Regions from separate parts of the Mus musculus genome. Here region 2 is linked to region 1. A link is a loop called in an ENCODE intact Hi-C map of the cell type or tissue named here. Cell type or tissue: heart. All regions are shown on one strand.

Region 1 (2,500 bases):
CCACCATGCCCAGCTTACACTCCTGAGCACTCAGGACTACTCCTGTTTCCTCTGCTACGCACCCCCAGCCCTTCCTTTCTTCCCTCTGAGCACTGGCACCTAGCTTCCTCTGGTGGACTGGGCTCCTAATTCTCCTGTTTTCACCACCACCAATTTCTCCTTCCAGAATTAACATTCTGAAAATGAGGTCTGGTGATGGCTGCCTGAGGTGTGCAGAAGCCTCACTAAACTCCTTAGTCACTCCCAGTCTCCCCACGCAGGAGTCACGGACGGGACTACCCCATGGCCCCAGATATATCACACTCTAGCTCCAATTTCCCCTCTCTGGGGAATAACCATTCTTCAGTGGCTCCTCTCTCTCAGGCCTAATTTAACTGAGGCAAAGCTGGAGTTTCCCTCCTTTGTCTCCCCCCAGTCCTAACTTAGCTACATAACCTTTTTTGTTAGCCCTTAGTACAGTGACTCCTAGCAGTGACACAAGGAAAAACAAAGGAGCAATCATTTTAACCACCTGTCCAAGAACTGGAATGTAGTAGGTGCTCAATAAATGGCAACGAATTTTAAGTAGTGCTATTAAGTGGCATGACCCAATCAGTAAGAACCCAGTCATCCCAGCATGCTTTCCAGTAACCAGAAGGAACCGAGGGGACAAAGCAGAAATCTGAGGTCCCCACGAGCCTCTAAGTCTTTCTTTAGGTAGAACTGAAAGGTCTGTGAAACTGTTGTAGCTATGTAGTCTGCATGAGCAGCCCACCCCCCTAACATGGGACTAATATCATTTACTCAAAGGATACTGTATGTATCAGGGCAAATGAGGCAATAAACAAACGTAAAGTGCTTTAACGGAGTCCTGGAAATATATGTTACCAGTCATCACGGGCAGACAAGGCTGGCGTTCCAAGCCCGCTTATTGACTTGGCCTTAAATCGCTGTGGCATCCCAAAAGACAGTCATTTTCTTAAAAACAAAAAACCCAAAAATACTAGCTAGAGGGTCCTCCACAGGGCGGAGCCAGGCAGCCCCTGCTGGCGACGTGGCAATCCCACGTCCTGAAAGAGCGCTGCTGTTGGATTAGGGAGCAGGGAAAGCATGATTGGAGAACGAACCGGAAGGAAGATGTTGCAGAAGCACTTGGACACTTGCAATGAAGTACTGCTGGGAGACCCTAGCGGCCGCCTCGGTTCCCTCTAGGAGGCCTTCCCAAAAGAAAAAGGTCAGGTTTTTCTTGGCTTGGGCTGTCACTACTGGCTGGACCTTTAGGGTTAGCATCTGCCCATAAGAACCGGGTGAAGCTCCCAAAGTCCGCCAAGAGCTCCCTAGCCAAGAGGTCCCTTGCCTCCCTGCCGTCTCATCCCTGCTCTGCTCCCCAAGTTCCCCAGGTCGCTCCCGGCCACCGGGCTCCGGACCAGTCGCACCTTGAAATAGGCGACCTGCAGGTAGTTGTACGGGCTCCGCTTGTTGAACTCCAGGTCCAGTTCTTCACTCAGCAAGTGGGCAGAGGGCGGCCCGAGGCAGCGGCGTAGGCAGGCGGCACGGCGCAGCACGGCTCCGAAGAAGCGCAGGTCGTGCAGGGCGGCGGCGCCCGGGTCCTGGCTCAGGCTGGGGTCCGGACCGAGATCCAGGTCCGGTGCCCACGGCAGTTCGGTGGCACAGCGTGTGCGGCAGCGCAGGCGGAGGGCACGCAGGGCCGCCCGCGAGCGCAGCGCCCGCTCCATGTTCAGGACCACCCCGGGCCAGTCCCCGCGCGAGTAGGCCGCGGTCCCCTCTGCGTAAAGCAGGTCAGGGGCTGCCACGTCCCATCCCGGCTCAGACTCCGCCGCAACCCGTAAGGCGGCGGCGGCGGCGACCGCTAGCATCGCTGCCAGCAGCCTCCTTTCGCTCACCGCCATGGCCTTGCTCCTCCACTTAACGGGACTGCTCGCCTGGGGCACATTCCAGAGTCCCGCCCCCCACAGAAGCCACGCCCAGAGACGAGCCACGCCCCAAGTCCAGAAGCTCGTGGCAAGGAAACTTGTACCGCCTCTTGCTTTCAACCAATCCAAACACTTACTCTTCGTGAGGCTCCGCCTCTAATCTCATGCGCACAGCTCAATGGACTGAGAACGAGAAAACCCCGCCCACAAGCTGTTGTGCGCCTGCGCTTTAGACTGAGCTCCCTGCGGGTGGTGGGACCGAGGTGCTGTTATGGCGGACCCCGGGGTTCCCGGCCGGTACGAAAGTGGTACGGGAAATCTGGGGGTGAAGGAGGCGGCGGGTCCTGGAGGTAGGTGGGACTGAGTTGCCTGGGTAGGAGGTCGCAGCCGGGTGGCTCTTTCCTGCTGGCTCACGGAAGGCTGAGGGTTTCAACTTACGCCTGTGTTCGGGTGTGTATCGCAGGAGCCCTGGTGGAGCTCACCCCGACCCCCGGCGGCCTGGCTCTGGTGAGCCCCTACCACACCCACCGGGTCGGGGACCCCTTAGACCTCGTGGCGCTCGCCGAGCAGGTGCAGAAGGTGAGGAA
Region 2 (2,500 bases), 53 kb after region 1:
CAAGCGCACATGCAAATATGGAAACAGACAGAGGAAGTGAGACCAGACAGATACGATTGGAAAGAGGAACGAAAGTCTGGGGCAGCTGGCCATCAGGAAAGTTGTAAAAGCTCCCTTGGACTCCCAAGTCTGACCTTGGGAACCAGGGGTTGGATCCGGCTGGAAGCAGCCCTGTTCCGTAACTTGTGGGGTGGTGGAGTGGTAGGCCTTCCATGGCCGCAGAGATGAAGGGAGAGGCTCTAGTTGCTCACTCCTCTCTCCGTCTCTCTCTGTTTTTTTTTTTTTTAGGAAGACTCCACAAAGCCCTCAGTAAGTTTTGCTGAGTTCTATTGCACCTCCTGCTTTCTGCGGCCATCTCTGCTGTGCGCTGAGTGACTCAACTTTCATTATTTGGGTAGGGGGAATAGAGTAATTGAACTACAAGGAGGTTTCCTGGCTCTTCACAGCCCCTTTGTGAATGCTCTCTGTATCTGTTTCCTGCATAACGCTTACATAGCCTCTAAGTGGGAACTGTTTTACCAAGATGTGTGTCTCTCGAAGCTGAGGCCATCTGGGAGTCCTTTGTATTCAGGCCTCGTATTACCTTAGGCAGCATCTAGAACAGTTGAGTCTCTACGTGAATCTGACACAGTCCTCTGGATTCTCAGTCACTTCGTCTTTGGGAACCAATTTTTGACATTTAATAACAATAATAACAACAACAATCCTGCCAGATATAATAGTGCACAACTTTAATCCCAGCACGCAGGAGGCAGAGGCAGGCAAGTAAATCTTTGTGAGTTCAAGGCCAGCCTGGTCTGTCTATCACGTTCCAGGCCAGCCAGAGTTACAGAGTGAGACCCTACCTCAAAAATAAAACAAACAAAACAAAAAACAAGAAAACAAACAAACCTGAAGATATGTAACAAATCTATATATTTTACACAGAGAAAATATACATGCTAACAAGAGAATGGGTGATAGTTTTAAATAAACTTATATTTTATTCTATAATGTCTTCACACCCTTATTTTGTCACCTACAGGTGAGACAGGCAATATTTATTGGGTCTGTAGATAAGATTTACCTTAGAGGTTAAGAGCACTGTCTGTTCTTCCAGAGGTCCTGAGTTCAATTCCCAGCAACCATATGGTGGCTCATTACCATCAATAATGAGATCTGGTGCCCTCTTCTGGCATGCAGGCAAACATACAGGCAGAACACTATATACATACAAAATATATACATACATTTTTTTAAAGGTTTGGATCACATAGAAATTTGGGGACCATCTGTCATATCTCTGGGGACCCCCAGGCCACAGCTGGGAGCTATCACCAGTGCAGACAACATTATGGGGAAGTCCTAGGACGTAGCTGCTTCTTATCTGCTCTAGGAATGTGGGTGTGAGGGACAAAGCCTTGCGAGTGGGTAATTGACCTTGTTCTGATGTCCAACTGTTTTTATTCTTCAGAGAAACTCCGGAGTGAACTGAGTAAGTGACCCGTGTTTTTATCATGTCCACACTGTTAGATCTCCTGCCCAGTAAGTGCAGAGGCAGACAGCTCACCCCCACCCCTGTTTCTTCTTCCCCAGAGTTGAAAAGAGCGGCGGCCAATGCAGGTGAGATGCTCTCTCCCGGGATTTGGCTCTGGTCTCTGGGTGGCCTCCATGTCTCCTCAGCTTTAACACCTCCCTTCTTTGCCTTTCAGGCTGGAGAAGAGCCCGGCTACATTTTGGTAAGTTAATAACCCGGTCTCATTTCAGAGTCCGTCCTTCACAAACTCTGCCACTTAGGTTTCATCCCGTTCCATCTGGATGCAGACTGTACATTTGTTGTTGTTGTTGTTGTTGTTGTTGTTGTTGTTACTGTCACTATGTAGCATAGTTGGATCAAATCTGTGATTTTCCTTGGCTTCTCTTAAAGGACTGTGACCCAGGATATATATATATATATGCCAAGTAAACCCTTTCCTCCCCAAGTTGCTTTGGTCATGGTGTTTTGTCACAGCAATAGCAATGCTAACTAACGTAGGAGGAAAGGGTATATTTGGCTTACAGCTTACAGTTAATCATCAGGCAAAGCCAGGGCAGGAATATGGAGGCAGGAACTGCAACAGAGACCATGAAGGAGTGAATTCTGCTTACCGGCTTGCTCCCTATGGCTTCTTCAGCCTGCTTTCTTATACAGTCAGGACCATCTGCCTAGGGATGACACCACCCACAATGGGCTGAGTACCATCACACCAACCATTAATCAAGAAAATAAACCCAATAGCAAGCTAAGCGGATACAGGCATTTTCTTAATTGAATTTCCCTCTTTCCTGGTTATACAAGCTTAGTGGTTTTTAGCCTTCCTCATGCTGCAACTCTTTAAATACAGTTCCTCATGTTGTGGTGACCCCAACCATAAAATTATCTTCATTGCTACTTCATAACTATAATTTTGCTATTGTTACTAATTGTACTGTAAATATATGCTACGCAGGATATCTGACATGTGACTCCTCAAGTAGTTGT

Evidence for each region. A loop is a pair of places that touch in the nucleus more often than their neighbours do. Peaks named below come from ENCODE experiments on the same cell type or tissue, not always from the same donor. Only the 100,000 strongest peaks of a DNase experiment are listed, where the experiment ranks them.
Region 2: it touches region 1 in a loop (4-fold over the local background); 4 of 42 quality-filtered maps call a loop at or near these places.

The regions. Positions count from the first base shown.
Region 1 is chr4:119,232,346-119,234,845 of GRCm38, reverse strand. AU022252 (expressed sequence AU022252) reads left to right here and starts at 2,122. Exons shown (of 5, transcript NM_001012400.2): 1 at 2,122-2,263; 2 at 2,377-2,492. The coding sequence starts at 2,185. It overlaps P3h1 (prolyl 3-hydroxylase 1), which reads right to left and starts at 1,931. Exons shown (of 15, transcript NM_019783.2): 1 at 1,416-1,931. The coding sequence starts at 1,889. In heart, a CTCF peak has its summit at 1,135; DNase peaks (open chromatin) are centred at 1,105, 1,255 and 2,075; H3K4me3 peaks cover 2,485 bases; H3K27ac peaks cover 2,245 bases.
Region 2 is chr4:119,179,175-119,181,674 of GRCm38, reverse strand. Ermap (erythroblast membrane-associated protein) reads left to right here. Exons shown (of 13, transcript NM_013848.3): 9 at 289-309; 10 at 1,454-1,474; 11 at 1,576-1,602; 12 at 1,692-1,718. Among named protein-coding and RNA genes, the nearest start is that of Zfp691, 6.2 kb to the right of the region's middle. In heart, a CTCF peak has its summit at 1,170 (motif pointing left); a DNase peak (open chromatin) is centred at 94.